2 separate regions of the Mus musculus genome follow, and region 2 is linked to region 1. The links are chromatin loops, found by intact Hi-C in ENCODE. Cell type or tissue: gastrocnemius. All regions are shown on one strand. Links, peaks and the distances in the headings refer to the core of each region. The heading gives the core; the rest is flanking DNA. Region 1 overlaps Anxa2 (annexin A2). Region 2 overlaps Ice2 (interactor of little elongation complex ELL subunit 2).

Region 1 (16,292 bases), core at 3,888-11,887:
CCACAACATGAGGAACTGTATTAAAGGGTTGCTGCAACTGGAAGACTGAGAACCACTGCCCTAAACACTAGTCACAGAGATTCAGTTTGAGCCAAAACAGAGGTGGAGCTTAGTGGAAATGGAGCCTCTGGGCCAGCAGTCCTTACCTTCATGGAGTCGTACAGCCGGTCAGCGAAGTACAGGGGCTTGTTCTGGATGCACTGGACTGTGGGAAGGAGACAGAGGTCAGGGCTGCCCGCCTGGCCCTAAGACACTGACCAGAATGGGCCCGTCCATGGACAAAGGCTGTAGAAGGCTAAGGGGAACTCAGAATCTTGTGAACTAGCAGGCTCTACCCACTGCGGTACCTTCAACCACGAGGTGCAGAGGTCACTGACGACCGGGTGTCTATGTAAGCTTGCCCAGTATAGCCCTCCCTTCTCCACCCAACTTAGCCCTTCCTGGCAATTTAAGCCCATTTCATATCTTTAAATCTACAGTCAATCCTAAAACTCTCCAAGACATGCAGAAAAGCCACCACACCTCTCAAGTCCCCTTGAAGCAAGCACACAGCCATTCCTTCCTCCTGTTTCTGTCCTCCCTGCCAGGGAGGAAGGGCCATACTTGCTCACCCAGGTTCAGGAAGGCGTTCTCCAGGTCCCCTTTGACCTCTTTCTTGATGCTCTCCAGCATGTCATAAGGGCTGTAGCTCTTGTACCTTTCGAACACTAAGAAAAGCAACAAATGATATCAGAAGTGCTAGTCAAAGCTGCATGCATGATCTATGTAATTAGACACTTTGATTAAACAACAGCAGCAACAAAAATAAAACAACCAACAACTAAAGGTGATTCCTGATGCATCCTAGGGGTAGGCGGTCATCTAGGGGCTGGAGGTCACCTTGGTGGACCAGAGCTGATTTGTACCTGTCTTGCCAGAGGACCCAGGTCTAGCTCCTGTCCCTAATGGCTCTGCCTAGGCCACAGAATGTGACCATCTCTATGCTCTCTCACTGGAATCCATCTATGTGGATGTCATGTGAAACAGTAAGAGCCGGGTGGTTATGTCCTGTACTTCAACAATCGTGGCAAGAACAAAGGATCCTCTAGTAAGAAGGGGAACAGGGGAAGCCCAGGGAGACGGCTCGGTTGGCAACATGCTTGTCTTACAACCAACCAGAAGGCCCTGTGTTTAGCCCCCAAACCCAAAACCCATGATTTGAAAATCAAAATCAAAACAAAACAAAAAAGCGAAACACGATGGTGTGCTTGGTGTGCTTGCAATCCCAGCGCTGTGAAGGCTGAGGCGGGTGGATAGCAGCTCTCTTCTGTCCAGGTTGCCTAGCCTACTTTTTTAATTCAAGGGCAATGAGTCTAAAAGACAAACCAGACAAACAAAAACCACCCCAGGGTGAACGGTTCCAAAGGTGTGACACCTAAGGTTTACCTCTGGCTCCCATATGCACAATCAAATACAAATACATCCATGTGAACACACACACATACACACACACAGTGAAACAACTAACATATCAAATATTGAACATATTTGGGGACAGAGGGTTCACAGTGAGATAGGAGGCCAAGTGATTTGATAAAGGAAACTGAAAGATCTGCGTGGAGAACAGGTGTTGTTCTGGAGATCTATCTGCTCCTCGGTGCAGCCTTCGCCACCTGAGAGCCTCCAGGCCCCGAGGCCTCGCTGGCACGGCACCCACCTTTCTGGAGGTGGCACACACTGCGCTCAGTCATGATGCTGATCCACTTGGGGACGTCGGTTCCTTTCCTCTTCACCCCGGCATCATAGAGCTCCTGTGGGAGATGCAGCCAACCAGAAGTTAACCACACACCCCTAGCAGAGATGCAGCCAACCAGGAGAAGTTAACCACACACCCCTAGCAGAGATGCAGCCAACCAGAAGTTAACCACACCCACCCCTAGCAAATGTTACTTAAAAAGCCCATTCCAAGAGACAAGTGAGCACACGAGCTCATACTGCAGGCGTAACCCACAATGCGCCACTTAGAACAGGTGTGCTCAAGTTCTGGCTTCTGGGGCCACGCTGAGCTATCTCCCTAGACCACAAAGCCTACTTGTAGCACGTGTTAAAAACCTTTCTCTTATACTTGAGTACTCCCCAGACTATATTAAAGTGGAGGTGCATGATTTTGTCTGCAGCTATTATGACTTGCTTGCTAAAAGATAACCAAACAGCTGACCCCTCTGGGTGAGGCATACCTAGTTTGCAGCTGTCTAAATTAGCTTTATGAGGAAGCCACGGGCCCCTGTCCCCACTGAGTGGAGCAGGGAGCCTTCCTAGCCTGGTGTGCCTACCTCATCTGCTCCGGCTTCCCTACCAGCTTAGTGTCAGGACCTAGCACGTCTGTGGAATCAGAGCCTGAATGAGCCAACGGGAAGTGGGTACAGAGCTGGTAACTGACCCTGGCATTACAACTACGGTTCCTGGAAACAAACCTCATATTCTCAGATGGGCTGAGGCTTTAAAAGGCCCATTCCTCCCTTAGAAGGGACATCACTTAGTTTTACCCCTCCCACGGCTGTGGGCTGGATTCATGGACACACTTCTAATGATCAGAATATGACAAGAATGTGTGACACCTGAGACGGAGTCATAAGAGCATGAGGGCTTCTGGATCCCTCTTGGATCACTCGCTCTAGGGAGGGCAGCGGCAATGTCATCAGGGACATTCAAGCAGCCCGTGGAGGCCTACGTGGAGGAGTGCTAACATCTCTTGCCAACAGTAAGTCACACATGAGCCACGTGGGAAAGAACCCTTTGACCTGGCCATGCTCTCAGTAATTACAGTCCTAACCAACTTGTCTTGTCTACAACCATATGAGAGACCTTGAGCCAGAATTATCTGATCAACCCAGTCTCCATCCCTGACCCAGAGGATCTGAGAGATAACAAATGTTAGTTTGAGGTTATTCATTGTACATAAAGAAATAGTTGTGTGAGATACAACCCCTCCAAATACACACGCCATGAAGCTTGGCACATACCCGGGCATCCTGGTCAATCAGCTCGTAGTCAATAACTGAGCCATCCTCTGCTCGTCTGCCCTGTAGGGGAAAAACAAGAAGGACCATCAGACCTAGCTCTTGGTGCATTCTAAAACTGGAGGCAGGGAAAACAAAAAACAAAAAAACAAGGACCATCAGTTTCCTCTCCACCCCGGGTGAGCCATAACCTCATTCCCAAATGAATACAGCATTTCACATGTTAATCTAGACAAGGCCAACGAAGAAAGAGATGGTCAGGGAAGGAAGTGGGTAAGCTCTGTCTCACCATTGTTAGCCAACCCTGGGTACGCTAGCCTGAGTGAGCATCTTACTGAATTCCCTGACCCATGTCCCAGAGAAGCTGAGCCCATTTAAGTCTCATCCGTCAAGCTGTGTATAATGGTGAGACTCATGGCAACTGAGAGTGCCGTGATGATGCAGTATGCAAATGAAGGGAAGAGCTATTGTAGTAAACAGTAGGCTGAGCCCAGAAGTGCTAGGACGGGGCCTGAGCTGAACCCTCAGGGACTGGCAGTTTGGTGGTGGCCAGGGGCACTCTGCATTCACAGGCAGAAGGGGAACAGGTCTACAGGTGAGTGGTACAACACCCAAGGTCATCACAGAGAAGAAGGAAAGAAACACAGTGATGAAGATGGGGGTTCCCAGGCCCAGGGTGAAGGTGGTGGAGCTTTCTGAAAGGGTATAGAAGCTATGGGTTTTGGTCAAAGAAGCAAGATACAAGTAGATTCTAAAAAAGACCCAGAGTCTGCAGTGCCTGGATGGGGAGCAAATGAAGACAGGAGAGTCACAGAGTTGTCACTGTCATGGAGATGCAAGTGGGCCAGGCTGCAACACACTCCTCAGTCACTTGCCACAGGGCTCCCTGAGAGAATTCCCTTCCCTTGAGAGACTGGTGTTTAGGTGCATGCCGGCCGGAACTAGAGATTCACGGGAGACATTCCTTACATCCACATTAATGTGGTAATGTTAGCAAAGTGCCTCAAAGACCCACACATATGCCAAAGGACTAGTGAGGCAAGGTTTGCATGTGCGCGCACACAAGCGAAAGGTGAAAGGAGTGAGGTCACTTTAATGCGTCCGCTGTGGCCACAAATAGAGGCAAAGTGACCTTCCTTTAGTCACTCGGTGCAGGTTAGCACAGAAATCCAGGCCAGAGCTTGGGAGCTGCCCACCCCTCCCCTGGCCCCGCGTCCAGTTGTCCACAGGGTTCTGCAGGATAAGAAATCCTATTAACAAATATGACAGTTCTGCAGAGACGGGAGTGCAGCGGAATTTCTGAGCAGGCACAAGGATTTAGTTAATTCCCTCCCCAGTATAGAAGGAGCTGAGCCTGCTGTGGAAGGAGGCAAGGGGAGGGAGGGAGGGAGGGAGACCAACCTTTGCAAGGGCGACCATCAGCTTTCGGAAGTCTCCAGATGTGTCAGAGATGATGTCCTTCTCCAGATCAGTCTTGTACACTGAGGAGACAACACATCTGGCTTGATGCCCCCCGCAGGCACACCCAAGCACCCAAGCACCCACTACAACGGGTCTGTCACCCACCAAGTTTCAAAACGCAGGCATTGTTGTTTAGTGTAGAAATAGCCTGAGTCCCCAACTGAGGATGGAGTTTCTAGAAGGGGGTCTACTCACAGGAGATCAAATCTAGGGTGACTGTCAGTCTAAGGGACAAACAAGCCTAAGTCAAACCCAGGGGTCCCCGGGTTCTCTTTAATCAGCGAACTTGTCTCTGACTAAAATATTGTTTCTCAAGCTGCTAAGATGGCTCAGTAGATAAAAGTGCTTACAGCCGCATCTGATGACCTGAGTTCCAGGCACCGGACCCCCTCACAGTAGAAGGATAGAATCCGCAGCCTTGAGGGTTGTCCTCTGACCTCCACGACTGTGCCTAATGTGCTAAGTGTGTGCTTGAAACCCCAGTGCTGTGGAGGCAGAAGCAAGGGCATCCCAGGACTCACTAGCCAGCCAGCCTCGACTAATTGGTATGCTCCAGGCTTAGCGAGAACATTGTCAAAATGCAGGTGGATGGCTCCCGAGAACACCACCTGAGGTTGACCCTTCTCTTCATACTCATGAACGCAAGCATGCACGGGAGCACGCATGCAAGAGTGCGCACGGGGATGCACAAACGCTCTGGGCTAAGAGGGTGGGTCTCAGAAGCAGGCTACTCACTTTCCTTGTACACTCTGTTGATCTCTTGCAGCTCCTGGTTGGTTCGTGAGCAGATGATCTCAATGAGGGAGTCCTCGTCAGTCCCCAGGCCCTGGGAAGCAAGACACCCAGACATCAGCAGCCTCCCTCACCTCAGCCTCCCTCGAGGCTGGCCTCCGTCAAGTAAAGAGCAAACAGATGGCTCCGTCAGGGTCGCCCCTCCTGAGCAGCCTGTGCTCTGCTCCTCAAACACTACATAAAGCTGCTTCTTTTCTTTTCTTCTTTTCTTTTCTTTTCTTTTCTTTTCTTCTCTTTTCTTCTCTTTTCTCTTCTTTTCTTTTCTTTTTCACATCACCAGATTCCAAGATGTTGTAAGCAGAACATCTATATTCTACTATGTTTTTGAAAAACGAATGAGAAGAGACAGCCTTGTAGTATCTATCCCTGAGCACCAGAGGAGGCCACGGGGTTCCGACTCGATATCTGTCTTTCTTAGTTCCTATCTCAACCACCCACCATTTTAATAAACAGGAAATAGTTGTCTTCATTGACCAAGAAGTGGTGTGGGGCCGCTGTCAGCAGCTGCCACAGATTAGAACATCTCCTTAGCGGAAAGGTGCTAGTTAGGATGAAAATTCGCCTCTCTTCTTTGAAACGCAAAAATGGCTTAGTGTTTAAAAAAAATGCATCCTGTTACTTCCATTTTTGCTTGATTACTCTGCACTTTTCGGGTATTTAGGAAGAAGGAATAACAAAAGTGCCAAATAAGCCTAGAGGCTAGCACTTTATTAGGAAATGAGAGTTTAATGAGTGGGATATTTGAATTTAATATATACACTTTTGAGCGTGCTAGGGAGCTTGAAAGGACTCAATGAAACGTGTATTTCAAAGCTGGCTTCCTGATCAAAGTCAAGACTTAATAACAAGGGTCTTCTAGTACATGTCTTTGCGAATATAGAGGTACCACTTTGAACTAAGTAGAATTACAACTGTATAAATGTAAATCAATTATAAGGTGTTAATACAATAAGAAAGGTACTTACCCACATGAAAAGTGTGTCAGCTATTAATTAAACTTATTAGAGAGTAGATGCCCCTTTAAAATGTGCCTTGTATAATCTAAGCTAAGCCCCGGGTTAATAGTTAATTTTGAATCTTAGTCTTAATCTAATCTTTGACTCTTCTCCCCAGGATTTTAATCATAGTTTTTTTCACAGGTTCCAGTGAAACCCCAAATCCTTCCCTTGTTAGCCAAAGGTCTACATAGCACTCTGAACCTCTCAAGGGGTGTGCTGAGATGGTCACGGAGCATCTCTGAGTATTTCCAGGGAGAGGCAGGCTTTTCAAAGATGACAGAAATAAAGTCTAACTCATGTGTCAGAAGAAATGCTGGGTCCTGACACCGAGGGAAAGTGAGCCGAGCACAGTATCTCGCCTTCCATCGCCCACACATCGGAGAAGTCTAATAGGGCTTTATCTCCACTTTCAAAGGTGACCTTGGCAATTTCTAAAACTTGGCCCAAGCTTTCCACAGCTTAAGAATAATTCTTATCACAGGGCCAACCTCTCCTGTGACATACGGCAAAACACTGCCACTGGTATTGCCCGATGTGAAAACAGATTTTTTTTGAAAGCATCATTTTTGCTAACGTCACTTGAAGATCTTCGGAAGAGTCACTCAACCATGATAGCTAATGGAAGAGCTGGCGTCTGGTCAAAGATGGTGCAGTTAAAGCGCCTTTCATTGGACCCAGTTACTTGGATTAGTGGAGTGACTGACAGCTCACACAGGTCTGCTTTAAGTCAATAATACCCGACCATAGATACCAGTGAAATCACATAAATCTCAACTAAGTGGATTCTTGACAAAAATAAGATGAACTGATCCAAGTGTTGATAGTTAAAGAAACCTGGGAAAAAATTGGCTTACACATGACCCCAATGGCCCAAAGGCTTGGCAATCTCAGGAATGCTACTATCATCAAAGCTGTTGTTGGCATGAAAGTACACTCTCCTTTTCTTCTTTCTTCTTCTTCTTCTTCTTCTTCTTCTTCTTCTTCTTCTCCTTCTCCTTCTCCTTCTCCTTCTCCTTCTCCTTCTCCTTCTCCTTCTCCTTCTCCTTCTTCTTCTTCTTCTCTCTCTCTCTCTCTCTCTCTCTCTCTCTCTCTAGACAAGGTCTCAGATATCCCACCCTGGCCTTAAACTTCCTTGAGCTTTTGATCCCCCTGCCTCCACTTCTGGAGTGCTAGGATTATTAGCCTGCACCCTGTGCCTGGTGTGTCACGGCACTGACTGGTACCTCCTCTGCAGTACAGCCTGCCTAGGATGCCACTTGAGCTATGCTGATGAACTAAAAAAGAGACAGAGAGAGATTTGACAAATCCTACAGTGGCTCTGGGCTATCAGTTCCAGGGTTCTGGTGGTACTCTATGTGTGAAGGGGCCTCATTCCTAGTGTGTTCTCCAGAAAGGATGACAACCCAACAGGGTGACATACAGCTTCCCCTCATTGAAGATGCCTTACCAAAAAGTACCAGCAGAGGGCAGCCTCAGATTATCCAACATGTCACAAGTACACAGAGAAGGGGCCCTGAGCTTTGCTGTGGCAGACATTTGTCTATCTCTTACATTTGAGTAATATTGGGTAGCTTAGGTGAGCACAAAATCCAAGGACGTTTCTAAACTAGAATTTACTAATTTAACCTCAATTCCCATGTTCAAAATAGCTTTGCAAAATCAAAACTTAGATAACAATATTATGTCCTGCAGAAACTTCCCATTGGATTCAGGTGCCAGTCCCACCCTGATATCGACCCTCACCTGCACTGCATTGCTGATTTTTGGACCAAATCCAAATTTTGGCCCAGCAACGGATTGGGGGGGGGCAGGGGGAAGCCAGAGGAAGCAGCATCCAGGAGGGCATGGGCAGAATCTGCAAGCTTTACTGAACAAAAGCTGTTTTTCTTTCTCCTTAATACCACACATATCCTCCTTAAAAAGGAAGTGTAATCAAGGAAGCAGTTTTCCCAAGAGGCATTCCAATCGCCCAGGTGCCGAGTCTCAGCAGCTGCTAACCATCACTAAGCTGCTAAGCATCAGGAAATTTCTTTGCCGTCGTTAAAAAAGAGAGAGATTGAAATATTTTTGGTTCAAATCCTGACAACTTATAGCATTGGGGGGAAATGACTTCAAATAAGACTCCAACACAACTGACAATCACCTAGTTACACTCAAAAGGCTGTAATTCACAGACGCTAATGGGCAGGTTGACGGATGACACCCCACACGTGTTTACCTTCATGGAAGCTTTTAGTTCCGAAGCATCATACTGGGCAGGTGTCTTCAATAGGCCCAAAATCACCGTCTCCAGGTGGCCAGATAAGGCTGACTTCAGCGCTGACGGGAGCTCCTGTAAAAGGGAGATGTCTCAGAGCTGCTTGGAACCAACGTCCACTCTGGAACCAGCGAGACAGAAATAAGATGGCTCTCTCTGAAAAGCAGGCTGTGTGTGAGTCTTTGACCACTCTGCCGTTTGGGGAGAACTTCCTCGTCCCCTACATCAGACCAGGAGGGCAGAAACCACATGGTAAGGGAATCCACTAACACCCAGGCTGATCACTAGGTAGCTGTAGCTGATAGCTCCTGAGAGGAGAGCTAAGAGTGGAGTCTCAGGGAGATTTCCAAGTCAAGCTGAAAAGAAGTGAGGTAGAAAGACCAGTGGAGTCCTGCAGGTCTATAGAGGTCCCAGGGAAGGCGTTTGTGATGCTGCTCTAGGGTGGGACCTTGTAGCCTGGAGCTAGCTGTGCTAGCGAGGCCGGGGGTGGGGGGGAGGGTGCTGAGCTTTCCCTATGTAAAACACCGCACCTCGCCCTGAGCCATCTCCCATCTCCTCCAGGTTGGGGCGGTGATGAATATGATGTGAACTCCAGCCCCTCAGAGTCCCTTTCAACTTCCTGTTGGACAGTGTCATCATCACGCCACTATCATCATGAACACACAATTTTAATAAAGTCGGAGGTCTGAGGCAGCACTCAGATATGTAGACAGATATCCTTAATTCAGGGTGGCTCTTAAAGATATTTCCTCGGCGACTGGATACTCACCAGCCATGGGAATGGACTAGGCCACAGCTGCACTGAACTGAACTGCATTTATTTTTATGTGGGGTGTGCGTGTTGCATGTGTGTGTGTGTGTGTGTGTGTGTAGGAGCATATGCGGGTTAAGGTCACAGAACAAGCTTAGTTGTCATTCCTCAGGTGCCCTCCACTTTCTGATTGAGATAAGGTCTCTTGTTGGCCTGGAACTTGGCCCTGTAGGCTGGCTGGCCAACAATTTCTGAGGCTCCACAAGCCTCTAAAGGTAACATACAGCAAGTGTCAAGAAAGTCAGACCTGGCATGGATGCGAACAAGCATTAGGCCCAGCCCATTCACCTCCTCCTTCTGGCTGCTGATGCCCTAACCATGCATGGGAGGTAGGAAGGTCTTTCTAAAACAACACATACCAATTATAACACCAGCTTTCCAAATTGGAACCCTGAGGTTAAGTGACTCCCAACTTGGTCTGTCCTTGACACTCCCCCTCCCGCCCCCACCCCCATCTCTGCTCTCACCTCAGGGGACATCTGGGGCACCTACTGGATTTTTCCACTTTGACTTGAATTGCTCAGAATGCCCAGTATAGGACTCAGCACAAATAAAAATCCCAGAAGGGATCAATAGAACAACAACTGTTCTCTGCATAGAGAAACCTTGTGTCTAGCACTAGTTTGAAGGGACAAAGCATAAAATGCAAACTTCCTCCCTGTGTCCCTCTTTTACTAGCTGTGACAGTATCTGCAGCAGCTCACCACCTGGGCAGGGTCCCTCTGTCCCTCTAGACCAGTGGTTCGCAACCTTCCTAGTGCTGCAACCCTTTAATAGGGTTCTTTGTCCTGGTCAGAAAGGCCACGGTGATCCCAGCCACAAAAGTATTTTTGTTGCTACTTCATAACTGTGTGTTTGCTGCTACTCTGAGTCATCAGGTAAACATCTGTTTTCCGGTGGTCTTAGGCGAGTCCTGTGAAAGGGTTGCTCAACCCCTGAAAGAGATCATGACCCACAGACTGTGAACCACTGCTGCAGACCAGTCTTGACAAACAGTGCACCTAAAACAATACTAGGACGTCCTTTTAGAAAATTACCTCAGGCAGTTGCGGCATCTTCCTGTGACAGATAATCACCCTGGACCATTAAGTATCATCAGGGCAGTGGGCTGTCCTTAGCACGCGCTAATGCCTGTGTGTTTGCTGACCCTTCTCATGATTCTAATAATGTGTTTACTCCAACAGGCTCTGCAGGATCTGCGTTCTCCAGCTACCTAACATGAAGCCAAGCTCAGTGTGCACACACAGTTCCAAGGCCACACTGAATGAGCAGTTATTTCCTTCAGTCCAGAATAGTGGATCTCCTGTTCCAACGGGAACTTGGCTCTTGCAGCTCTCAGATCCTTTGGGACAGCCAGAGACATAAAACACTCCCTTCTGAGCCTCACTGCAGAAGATTAACACACGTCATCCCGTGAAAGGAGAATTGTAATGCATGTGGGATGAAGGGAGCTAGCTGCTTTCCCATTTACGTCCTTTCCCAACTGCTTTGGAGCACGGAGGACAGAGCTTCAGCCAGGCTTGACCTGGAACTCCCAGGACCTGGTGGTCACGCCAACTCCAGGGACACACAGTTTCTCCTGGCATTCTTTCAGGTCAATGCTACTGTAGCGGGGAGTGAAAGCCTCAAGTCAGGCGGGAGCCGCATGAGGTCACCCTGATGGCACTGTCCGAATATAAGTCAAAAGCTTTTAATAGCAAAGCGTTAGAGATTAAGTAGCATATCCTTAAAGGTAAAATGTCCTAGTGCTGTGGGAAACTAAGGTGGACAAGACGGGGCCTGCTTTAGCCACGAGTGGACGAGCAAAGGGAAAACACACACAGAAAACTCCATAAACACTAGGAGCGAAGCCTATTGAAGATAGCAGGCTGGACCACAGCACTTCAGCCACGATGAATCTGATAAAGAAGCTGTGTGTGTGTGTGTGTGTGTGTGTGTGTGTGTGTGTGTGTGAGATTTAGAGCTCTCTGAATCAGCTAAATTGACTGTCTGGGGAGCCCCAGGAATCCTATCTAGCGTCCCTAGCACTGGGGTATTTAGCTCTTTTAACGTGGATGCTGAAGATTGAACTCAGATACTCATGCTTGTGTGACAAGCACTTTACCAACAGAGCTGTCTCCCCAGCCCCTCAGTGTAAATGAGAAGCACACGTTAGGACTCACGCCCAGTGGAGGAAACCATTCTGAAATTACATTCACAACATCTGACGAAGAAGCCAGAGAAGCCATGAGAGGAAGTGAGTTGCTACCTAAGCACAGCAATGACAGAGTCAGCACATAACCCGTGGGACCATTGCTTCTCTTCCTTGTCGTCTATTCCAGAATGCCTCCCTCGTGTGTTCCAGGATGTCACCTTTCCATTCTACCTCCCACGGCTGTACCTATGAAAGCAGCAACCCTCTCAAGGATATAAGAGGGAAACCTTGGACATCCAAGAGTTCTAGAAGGATCCTTTTGGTTAAAGAAGATCCACAACTCACAAAAAGAAAAAGTAATGTTGGACGGGGTAGGGGTGGAGAATGGGTTAGCAGGTAATGGTGCTAAATGTAAAAAAAAAAAAAAAAAAAAAAAAAAAAAAAAAAAAAAGCCAGATGTGGTATCCCCAGCATTTCTGTGACAAGATAGAAATTGAAGACAGGGGAATCATCTGGAAGCTTTAGGGCCTGCCACCCTACGGTATGCAGGGCAACACAAACAAGGGACACACACACACACATATTAATTAAGAACAGAACAGGCAATATCTGAGAACATTAACTCAACAAGGCCTGCCCTCCACACTAAGGTTCCAGTACCTTTTTGGTCCTTCTCTGATAGGCGAAGGCAATGTCCTGCCTCTGCACATTGCTGCGGTTTGTCAGGATGTTGACAATGGTGACCTCATCCACTCCTGTGGAGAATCAAGTTATGAACAGTTACCCCACCACACGCTTTAGGAGACGTTCACACAGTGAAATCCACATACTCTCTCCCCAACCCAATACTAGAATGTCACGACTAGCTCATCCCTCTTCCTGACCAAACACAGGCACCCTCATTACCTTCTTCCCCAGAAAGCCTTGGACCTTGGGCCTCAACCCTTTAAATATTTGCACTTAAAAAGCTATTTTATTCATAAATTGGTTTCCAAAATCAACAGTGGGAGGTACACGTGTGGAACTCTGGCAGTCAGATGGAACGAACAACAAAGATTTTAAATGAAGGTCCCCAAATTGCCACTTAACTGGAGAATTAATAGACAGAACCTTCAAAATGAATTAATAGAGACAATTATTTATATTTATTGCAAGATTATGGCTGTATAAATGGCTAGGTATAATTTTTATAATTATACCAGCTGTCATGACAAATGAGTCAGGCTTAATATGGCAGTTATATTTTAATAGCTAATTGATTAATAGAACCACACTTATTGAAGATGAGATTGTCTCACAAGGAAAGTATACATCCTGTGCTTTCAATCTTCAATAGGTGACTTTAATAATCAATTTTACAACTGTATTAAAAAAGAATAAGTGCTTTAATCTAAATTAAATCTAAATTGGGAGTTTTGAAGTGCCACCCAAATGTTTCAGTACCTATTTTAATTGGAACATGTGTATTTACAAAGATAAGCAAGGTTCGAGGTATCTGAAAGTTTCCAATTTTTATATCAGAAATATTCCTCACATGTCATTTAACTCAGCAAAGCTCAGTTTTGAGGATTCAGGCAGCAAGAGAGCTTTCCGCTGTCTGACTATGAACTTTGCTCAATAAAAGGAAAAGCCTTTGCCATGACTGGTGGGCAATTCCAGAGTCCCTAAGCACAAAAGGTCACTTACAGACTGCACCCAACTTGTCTTACAGAAAGTCAGAGGCATCCCAAAGCACTTGGAGCTCAGAACTATGATGTTTGGGCGGCAGAACAATGAACAGTTGGACAGTGGAAGCATCCTGATGCTTCACGCGCATTTACAACGTGATAATTTCCGGGTATAAAAAGAAAGATGCTTTAAAACATTCATGTACTCATTTCCAAGTGGGGTCACGTACTAATAAATGTCTAGCACTCCACTTAGATTTTAGAGTAGTCAGTGTGAATACAGTGTGAATACAGTGTGAATACCCTATTGCTAGACACTGAGGTGGGTTTGAGGATACGGATTATCACCCTTGTATGTCCAATAAGGGACTGATTACATAATCTCATTTTGTCCACACACTGGAATACTATGCTATGTATGTGGTCATTTAAAATAAAGCAAGGTGAATTATTTTTATTCTTTTTTGAGGATTTTTTGTTGTTGTTGTGCTTTTGTTTGTTTGTTTTTTCAGTTTTTTGGTGGTTTTTGGTTTTGAGACAGGGATTCACCCAGCTGGTCTCAAATTCACAGAAATCTGCCTGCCTCCTGCCTCCTGCCTCCTGCCTCCTGCCTCCTGCCTCCTGCCTCCTGCCTCCTGCCTCCTGCCTCCTGCCTCCTGCCTCCTGCCTCCTGCCTCCTGCCTCCTGCCTCCTGCCTGCTGAGATTAAAGCTGTATGGACTATACAAAGAAACCCTGTCTCGAAAAACAAACAAGCAAAACCAACAAAGGAATATGGATGGATCTGTGTAGAAGGCTGGATCTAGAAGCAGATTTGTCAAAGGTTTCGCAGTATCATGCTGATGACAGTCAATGCAGAGAAACTGAACAGAGATCCTCTACAAGTGGGCAGCTCTGGACCCTAAACCCTCTAAACCCTCATCTGCATCAGTGCTGTGTCACAGGTAGTTGCTGGCATGTCTCAAGAAGCCCAGCATTCTCTGGGCTTATGTGCCTTGAGCTGGCACATAAGGCATAACCTATGCTAAAGCACCAGAATACCCATTGGTGATATTATCTTTAAAAAAAAGATTTATTTATTATGTATACATCATTCTGCCTGCATGTATGACTGCAATCCAGTAGAAGACACCAGATCTCATTACAAATGGCTGTGAGCCACCGTGCAGTTGCTGGGAATTGAACTTGGGACCCCTGGAAGAAGAGACAGTGCTCTTAACCTCTGAGCCATCTCTCCCGGTGATGTTATCTTTAGACCACTATTGCTTCCTTGACCTGATGTCCCAGTGGATGAAACAGTTTGTTCCTGTGGAAAACTATCCAGCATAGCTTGAAGCTGCAGGGACCAAGCGGCCATTGGCCACCACAGTCTAACTACAGATGAAGGAGGTGGGGCAAACACTCAGCCATCCAGGTGGGCATTGTAATCAATACTGACGGCCATGCCTTCAAGGTTAGCTCCAGAAGCTTAGCAGGTAAGGCTCTGCATCCGTGCACTGGGTTCTTTCCAACTTCTCACTTCCCCCCATTTAAGGAAGGACTGGCTAGGTAGAAGGATCTGAGATCTAAAGAGACTGTGGGCCAGACGAAAGCGTCCACAGATCCCCTACAGCTGCATCTACAGGCGGCTGTGAATAGCTCAACTTGGGTACTAGGAACCAAACTTGAGTCCTCTGCGAGAGCAGCAAACATTCTTACCTGCTGGGCCCCACTCAGGTGATCTTTGTAAAAACTTATCCAACAGACTCAAATTTTACAGAAGTCAAGTGGCCTAAGCCCAACTAAGACCCAAGATGTAGTGACACACGGGTGCAGGGTCGCAGTTAAGCATGTTGTCCTTGGATGAAGATGGTTGGCTAGTCTAATCACCTGCATATTTTCAATATTCCAATTGAAGACATGGTTAAAAAAAAAAAAGGTCCATCATTGTTCTAAGCAGAGTCTACCTGAGGGAGGTCTTTGCATAACTGACAGCTGAGTTCCAGCAGTGACTTTGAGGGGCTGAGTCTTCTCAGCTGCCCACCATATTTTTCAAGCATTAAAAGGTTTCAAGCATTGAATCCAAACCCACAAAGCCCGCCCCTGCTCTCTTCCTCTCTGCGGGCTGAAATCCTTGGTCTGCTCTGGACTTCGGCATTCCATGGAGAATGCGTGTCTCCACTGTCTCTGGCAGGGAACCAAGAACCCTCTGGAACAGGATGCTGATTCACAACACCAGAGACATGCTGACTGCACATAGAGTAGATTCTGTCTGTCTGATGAGGGCTCAAGAGGCCTCGGGGTGGGAGCTGTCTGGTTGGAAAGAAAAGGAAAATTGCCTTATCTAGTTGGGGGCGGGAGGATAGGACTACAGCTCAGATTGCTGGCTATCTTTGATATCTTTGGCTTAGAAGAAATCCTCTGTCTTCACAAAAGGGCCTAAAGTATGCCAGAGAGGACCGGGCCAGGGAGTCAGGGATACTGTGATAGTTGTTATTACTGACTTGACAGGATCTGAAATCACCTAGGAGACAAACTTCTATGCATGACTAGTGAAGGGTTACCTAGGTAGGGTTGACTGAGGTGGGAAAGCCCACTGTAAATATGGACAGCACCATCCCATTGGCGGAGGTCCTGGACTACGGAAAATGGAGCACTGTGAGGGGAGCACCAGTATTCCTCGCTCTGCTCCATGCCTGGTGCACTATGGCTGGGCTATCCGACTATGAGCCAGAGTAAACCCTCTCTCCCTTAACTCGCTTTTGTTTGGCATTTTGGCCCCGGGATGAGACAGTGCCGAATACAGGAGGTCTCTGTGTAAGCAGAGGAGGCGATATTCTGAAGGGTACCTGAGACTCAAGCATATACGACCTTGGGGTTCAATGCTTCTCTCTCTGCACCTGGCTTTCCCAGATATAAAACAGGAACCATCGTAAGACTTATGTTGCTAGGACACAAAAAAGACTGACTGAATGATGGGAGGCAAGTCCCTCCCTTGGCCTCTCAGCCCCAGACCCAGCCACTGCCTGGATTCAACTATTGGCCTATGAAAAGACAGGGCAGAGAGAAGCCCAGGCCGTGTTTGCTAATAGCTTTCATGAGGTTAACAGTGCAGTTTCCAGGTGAACAACAGAAACTCCTGAAAGCTGAGACAAGAATTGGATACCCAGGGGAGGGGCTGAGGAGCATCAGGCC
Region 2 (8,000 bases), core at 1-8,000, 61 kb after region 1:
AGCGATTAAAGAGTCTGAGCAGTGGTAGTGTTAACATTCTGAGCCAGCTATTTTTTTCTACAGTTCCACCATGCAAGTTTGATTACAATTTCACTTCTGGCACTACTACCTTTTGTGTTCCCCCCACTTAATCATTGCTGGCCAATTCCCTGTTTTCATTATCTATTTTCATAAAATCTCAAACAATTGATCACTGGGAAACAAGGAGGAGCCACACCACATATTTGATTTCTGTATACAAACTGGTAAGAAGTACACAGCGACCTCTTTCACAGACTGAAAGAAGGGATGTAGGTAGTCACTGATCATGTGTGTCTGTAATCTACTTCATAATTAGTGGACTGCAGAGCTGGCAGTAAGGTTTATATGCAACTTCTAGTCTTATATACTGTCATAACTGAAGGTCATGCTTATAAGAACTGCGTAAAGTGAGGACTGACTGAATGTCACCTCTATAGACTTGATAAACATCATAACACTGGACAGCAGATAGAGAAGTTGTGATGAGACTACAGATTTTCTTAAAGGAGCAACTCAAAGTTTTTAAGGCGCAAGAGACACTAATCTAGAGAAGGAGTTGAGCATATTTATATATAGTGAAGCAAGCAAGCAAACAAAAAGCAAATGTGTTTAATGCACCTGAAGACTATGAGCCATGGTGGTTTTCAGAGTGCCCTAGATTAGCAGCATTATTATCTGAGATCGGGTTAGGAACATGAAGACCCAGATCCCATTCTGGACCACTCAATCAGGTACTCTAGGACCAGCGCTAAAACATTAGCCAGGTATGGCAGTACAGCACTCACTTCAGCACTTGGGAAGCTTAGGCAGGATTGGGGATTTGAGGCCATCCAGATGCTAGCTATATATATAACCAACAACAACAATAAGAACTCCCCCAAAATACTCGTTACTCAGAATGGGGGGGGGGAAATTTTCAAATAAATAATCACTGTTTCTAGATCAGGCAAGAAAAACACATAGCACTCACTATACACAGGACATCATGCCTATGTTCTGTACTAGGAATACAAAGCTCTACCAGGCTCCAACCTCAAACTACTTACTAATAGGAAAAAGTGATGGCCTAAGAAAGAACAATGATGTAGGGGTAACAAAGGGCAAGTGAAAGAACACATTTAGAGATCAAAAGAAGGAGAAGACTGGGGGAGATGGGAGCTAGCAGGGCAGACAGATCAATCAGTATCACCTTGTTCTGGTATAGAGACCAAGACAAGAGATGACAGAGATGTTCACCGTGTAACATTCCAGTGTGAAGGAACAGAATGAATAATGAGAGCATTAACTTGTCATGTGAAGCACGTTAACTATACAAGAACCCTGGCAACATCTTTCAAAGTCCTGCTAATTTCCTTCTGCTCAAAACTTCAAAACCAAAATAAAGTCAAATGCTGTTTCAAGATGAGAATCCTAAGACAATGCCATTATAAGAAAATTACAAAATATGTGTTAATCAATTTACTAGGTCACTACTACTCTCTGTCACTGCTTAACTACAGAGTCAGCGTAAGCAGAGAATGGAAAACAAAGAAGTACAAAATGGAAGTATGCAAAGCTGAATTCAAAGGTAAGTACTTAAAGAGAGTTACAAAGGGGAGAGGACTCCTAGAGACTCACCAACATAAAACGAGCAGTTGGAATGCAATAAACTTTCAGTCCAGAAGCGACAGAGCTCGCTTTCAGTCAGAGCTTCAACTCCATAACAACCTTGATACTCTACTTTTGGTAGCACGTAAACTGGAAATTGCTGCAATGCAAAATTGCATTTTGTCAAAGCTCTAAATCTGATCTCCACATACATTCCATGGTACACAAGTGCCCACAAATCATAAATACATACAATAAATCAAAACCCAAACAAAAACAAAGTTTGTTTTCCAAAGAAAATACATTTGCCTATATAGCCAGTAACTTTTGAATGCTTGCAGGAAATTTAACTTTATTTTGCATAGTGTAGGATTTGGGAAGGAAGATATGGCTACATTTGCCTCCGAGGGGTGGATTCAGGAAGCAGAGGATGGACAAGGGATCACTAACCATCGCCCTCATCACCAACATAAACAGGCACGCTCCCTGCCAGCGAATGTGATTCACAGCAGATTCTTTGGAACAGAACCTGGTACATACAATTGTTCACAGGCCCAAAGCTAAATGCTAGAAGGCAATAACTAACATATACTAATAATTCTCAAAAGAAAAGAGAAAGGACCCTCCCCTCTTTAGACATTAGCCACTCAAATTCCTGAGCAGCTGGTTTTCTAAGAATGAGCATTAATAACCGTCAAGAACAACTGTGGCTATTGTTAAATTTACAACACAAAATGCTTTATTCCAAGCACTAAGCATGTGACAAATCATCCATTTAGAGCTTACTGGTCAGGATATCAAGAAGATGGAGCAAGATGACTATGCCCATTACTGGTCTAAGGGAGAATGTGCAAGCAAGTACCTTCTTGCAGAATACTGTAGCAGATGTTTTTTCTGCCAATGGAAACTTAATTCTTTCTAATGGTGCTGGACATTAAACCCAAGGTCATGTGCATGCTACACAAGTGCTCTACTACTGAGCTATGATATATCCCCAGCCTGAAAATTCTACTCCCAACAGGATTCTCCATTCACTGCTACAAAAGAAACAAGGTTTACAGTACCTACTCAAGTGACTTGGCTAGTTAGCACTTTAGGTACTTTCTTTCACAGATCTAAAAACATTTAATCATTGTTTCTCAGTTTCTGGCTTTCCTAACGTGGTTTAGCGTCTTTCGCACACCAGTGATGCTAAGAAAAATTCAAACACAGCATTTCAGCCATCAGCACACAGAATGGTGTGGTTTGTATGACTACTGATGTCTGTAAGATGTTGAATGGTATATCCCTATAATGTAATGCATGTAATAACCTGGTGACCCTGCTCAAATGTAGACGTAGGTGGTGCCTAAGGCTTTCCATTTTTTAGAAGTTGTAGTTCTAAGGACCATAGTTTGCACCTGCAGTAAAGATCACAAAGTGGCTTATCAATTAAAAAATTTGTAATTGGATTAAAATCATTGTATCATATAATAATTCTGTAGCAAATGAATGGTAAACATGATTAGGCCTCCCAACTTTAAAGCAAATAGAACCTAGAGACAAAATTTCCATTTTCTATTCCATCTCCAGAATGCTGAGAAATTTGGGCCACTGATGGCCCAGCAGATAAACTGTTTGCTGAAAAACCTAACAATCTGAATCCACACAAAATATATATAGTGAGAACAGACTCTAGCATTGTCCTCTCATCTACACACATGTTCCATGGCACACGAGTGATCATATGCCACTTACATACATACAATAAATCAAAACTTAAACAAAAATCTCAAGCCTCATGTCAGAGAGCTAAGAAATGTGTTCAGTGAGATGGTTGATTACAGCAGAAATAGAACAGAACAGATGATGCAAAGCAAAGATGATTATCTTTCTGGATCTTAATTGGATTATATTATTATTTACCCATGGAAAGTAATCTCCAAGATACACACACACACACACACACACACACATATATATGTATATGTGTAGATAGATAGATAGATAGATAGATAGATAGATAGATAGATAGATAGATAGATGTATATTTGAGGGCAGTGTACTTCACTTTGATATTAAACCAAGTCTTAAATCTGACTTTACTTCTATATGCATTCTACTGCCATCTCCAGGAAGTCAGGGGAAGGGCCTGAATGTTTTCTTTCTCCTTAGTATCTACAATTGAAGTGCAAATCACAATTTGCATCAAGATTTGTGATGTAAAAGTTTCCCATTTCCCCAGAAGGGCAGCTGTAGTCTATGCTGCCTAGGTGAAAGCTTTTCTTGCATCTGTTTGCCAGTTTTTACATAAACCTCTTAAATCCTAGGTCTGTTCCTAAACAGAGTTCACATTCCGTCTTTTCAGGACCACTGAGTAACTTCTATTCTTCCTAACATATTGCAGCTTTAAGCAGTCCTTTTTCCCTCAGGACCTAGGATGCCAACCTAAAATTTCAATAACTGGATCTGAAATTGTTAACCATTTTAAAATGCAGCACCCAGGATATGTGGTTAACTGGCAGTCAAGAGCTACTAGCTACTTAGCGGTTAGGTGGCCTGGAATTCACAGTTCTACACAGAATGTGTAAGCTTCAGTTTTGCCTTAGTCCACATCAGCCTCCCCACTTCTGCTCTCTCAAACTGGTTGCTCTTTAAGTTCTCTTCAAACAAGAGCTTTTACAAGCACAGGTGTTGCTGGCTTTTTTGTTGTTGTTAGTTTTTTGGATTTTTTTTTGTTTTTGTTTTTGTCTTTGTTTTTGAGACAGGGACTTATTACTCTGTAGCCCAGGCTGGCCTGGAACTTAGCATGTAGAGTAGCTGGCCTCAATTACTGACAATACTCCTGCCTCAGCCCCCCAAGTGCAGAGTTTTGTTGAGGAAGATATCAACAATATAAAACTACAGAGGTAAGGAAAAAAAAATCAGAGATGATAGTCTTGAACATCAGGAATTGTGCAAACCTGAAAACCTTGTCTAAACAAGCTGGTTCTCATGAAGGAAATACTGCAAGGAGACACTCTTAAATGGCAACATCTTAAAGTTTTTCAAACTAGTATGGATTCCTTACAAAGATTCTTAGCCTTCCAGCCCCTCAAGTTTTCTCATCTCATTGAGTTTCTGTGTTGCTAACATTTCAGAAAAAGAGAAAAGTGGGGCGTAAGTCCAAGGGGTATACGTTACAGTACGGAAATTATACCATGTGTGCTAACCCACCACATAAAGAACAACAATACAAGGGGCAAGCATTCCCAGCAAAGCTTTCAAGTTTTACTCCGAGTTTGATAGTCAGAAATATGACTTCTATTTAGATATTCTTTGGGGCTCAATTATTTTGACATCTAGGATAAATAATTTTTCCTAGATGGTTATAGCTTGATATTTATAAATTTTACTTTTTGAGAGAATTACAATGATCCTACCAAGTTATACTGGTCAAGAATTAAACTGGTGTCCAAAGTTTCCCTGTGCTATTTTTATTTAGGAGGTACTGGCATCAACAGTATTTTGAACATATAAATAAGAAGACAAAGTGGTACAGATTCACAAGGTAGAATGTGAAATGAGGATGCCTATAAAAAAATGAGAGCACAAATAAGTATAAAAATTAAAACACACACACACACACACACACACACACACACACACACACACACACACACAAAGGGGATAGATTGTTCAGCAGTTAAGAGCACTGGCTGCTCTAGAATCCAGGTTTGATTTCCAGAACTCATAGCTCATAAATGTCTGTAACTCTAGTTTCAAGGGACCTAAGTCCCTCTTCTGGAATCTTCAGACAACAGGTACTCAGATGTGGTACACAGGGGCATGCAGGAAAAACACCAAAGTACATAAAAGAAAATAATGAAAAAGTTTACAAAAAGAATACAATTTAAGACATTGTCTTGGCCTGGTGAAATGGCTCAATATGTCAGTGTGTCAGCTGCTTCCCACCAAGCTCATGACCAGAGCTCTATCCTACGATACATGGCAGAAGAAGAGAACCAATTTCCAGAAGTTGTCTCTGACCTCCACAACTCCATTCACACATGTATGTGCATACATGTATGTGTATGCATGTACAAACACATACCTTCTCTTAATAAATGACAATTTCAAAAAAAGAATGCTTTTAAGAAACAATAAAAGACACTTCAGTACTTCTTAGCAACCAATTATAACATGCTTCTCTTTATTTCCCAGACTCCAGAAGTCACATGGAGAGTGTCAAGTGATTTAAGAGAAGCTCAGTTGCAGAAGGGATACTGGGAAAGCTGTAACAATCATTTGCTTCATTTTCTGAGGAGACTTTATATCACACTCCAAGAGGAGCCACAGGGGAAAGACCGCAGAAACTGGTGCCCCAGCAGCCTTAAACTCCAGGACTCTTAAAGTTTCTAAAAGATGTCGAGAAATGTCTCAGGGTAAAGAAAGGGCTCATAGGTGACAAGAAAATGCAAAGTCATACACAGATAGGAGTGCTAGTCTGGTCAAATCAATCTAAATGACGTTTTCCCTAGAGTTTCTATGCACTAGTCAAGGCAATTACCAGCATTTACGATGATGGAGTGTGTATCTTATTAAAACTGATTTCAACATCTTACTAAAAGAAGTTTACCCAGAAATATTATAGGAGTGATCAGTAATTTAAAATCAAATTTTGTTAGAACACCATATTTAGCATTTGGTATTATCACTCACATTGCCACATCACAACTCTCAGATAACTTACTCTTCTGATCTTCTTCCGTTTTTTGGAGCGTGGTCTCGTTTCTACCCTCTGGATGCTGCACCGCACAAGTAACAACAGGTCTTGTAGGCTGAACAACTTGTAGACAAAGTTTCCTTCTTGAGGAGCTATATATTCTGATGTATCTTCCACATAGTCTTGAAGTTCATATGGCAATCCTTGAAAAACATTCCTCATTACCATTTAAAAGTATGCAACCCCTTTATGCATTGTAATCTGGGATATAGTAACTCAATTATTGTGACTGTCAATTCTCCACCTTGGGCCATATTTACTTACAGACATTGCATCAGAAAGCTGTCATCCAGAGCTTTAAGGTTCTTTTCACAAATACCTCCATGAGCACTGGGCAAAACATGCATCAGGGTGATAAGCATTGAGAAGGAAGAACTTTAAAGGTCCCGCTAGTCCCAAGCCAGGAGGAATGAGGAGCATTGTCACACTCCTGTAATCCACTACAGAGCAGACAGAATGTCTGGGTAGGCCAATGACTGTGATCCCCTCCATAAGCTTAGTAGCCCAGGTATATACCAAGTAAACAGATTATAGCATACAAATAAGTTGGATAGATATACAAAGAGGACATATTTCATACAAAGTGATCAACAGACTGAAGTAAAATGTTAGTGACTAGGTAAAAATTATAAAATGGGTTATAATAGTATGAAAGAAGAAAGAAAAGTTAAAGAAAAGGAAGAGACAAACTGGTAAGTTCTTGATATTCACTTACGTCCTTTAGGCTTCTGAAATGCAGAGGGCCAACTGGATTTTGGCCAGGGAGCGGCATCCAAAGCAGCAGAGGGTTGCTCAGAAGCAGGCGGCTGTTTAGATTCTTCTGAATTAGTCAAGGGCAACTCAGGTACTTTCCTGGAAACTGGTTTTAAAAGCTCATCCTGCATTTTTAGAATTTCTCCAACTGGATCAAATTTTTTGTAGACTCTTTTGATAGGTTTCTTTAAAACACAAGATTCCTCAGAAACAGTGGTAGTGGCCTGATTCCCTGCAGAAGCCTGTGCTGAAGAATTTGGCCTAGAACCTAAATCAGCTGTCTTCCCATCACAACTTCTACTCTCTGTATCAATGATTAAGCAGTCCTCATCTGTATCACTGCCACAAGGAATCCCTTTCTCACTTTCAGCTGCTTCTGATGCAGTAGCTGTGTTGTTGGGATTGTTTGCATTCCCCTGACCACCCTGTCTTTCATCATTGGTACACAGCACACCTACATCACTTTCCTTAGAAATTCCCTCAGTTCTGTGGACTTCATTATCTTGTGTTAGAGATTTTGCATTGGCACTGGGGACCTCTTCACCACATGGTTCAAGTCCTTGATCATCTTTATTTTTGCACCCTTCAGGACCACCTTCCACACCAGAGAATAGCTGTTTCTCCTTCTGTAATTGTTTCATCAGAATCTGACATAAACTTCTAGAATCATCAGTAATGTTAGGTGTAGCTGATGCCTCAGGTGTAGCTGGTGCCATGGGCATAGTGGGTGTGACAGGTGTAGCTGGTGCCACAGGCATAGTGGGTGCCACAGGCGTAGCTGGTGCCAGAGGCACAGCTGCTATTTTGGGGACTGCGTGGACATCTGTCATGAGGGGTGCAGAGGAGTCACTTTCTGAACTTGGTGACCTAGGTGGACTAGTAGTAGTTACTCCAA

Evidence for each region. Hi-C counts contacts between places; a loop is a spot of excess contacts. Peaks named below come from ENCODE experiments on the same cell type or tissue, not always from the same donor. Only the 100,000 strongest peaks of a DNase experiment are listed, where the experiment ranks them.
Region 2: it touches region 1 in a loop (6-fold over the local background); 23 of 42 quality-filtered maps call a loop at or near these places.

The regions. Positions count from the first base shown.
Region 1 is chr9:69,471,968-69,488,259 of GRCm38, reverse strand. Anxa2 (annexin A2) reads right to left here. Exons shown (of 13, transcript NM_007585.3): 4 at 12,113-12,207; 5 at 8,469-8,582; 6 at 5,196-5,286; 7 at 4,401-4,480; 8 at 3,003-3,062; 9 at 1,697-1,790; 10 at 612-707; 11 at 147-205. Among named protein-coding and RNA genes, the nearest start is that of Mir3109, 23 kb to the right of the region's middle. In gastrocnemius, for the core only: no CTCF peak of the experiment used is centred there; DNase peaks (open chromatin) are centred at 7,713 and 8,021; H3K4me3 peaks cover 896 bases; H3K27ac peaks cover 2,822 bases.
Region 2 is chr9:69,415,429-69,423,428 of GRCm38, reverse strand. Ice2 (interactor of little elongation complex ELL subunit 2) reads right to left here. Exons shown (of 16, transcript NM_145618.3): 10 at 7,068-8,000; 11 at 6,320-6,495; 12 at 1,639-1,768. Among named protein-coding and RNA genes, the nearest start is that of Ice2, 21 kb to the right of the region's middle. In gastrocnemius, for the core only: a CTCF peak has its summit at 3,718 (motif pointing left); no DNase peak of the experiment used is centred there.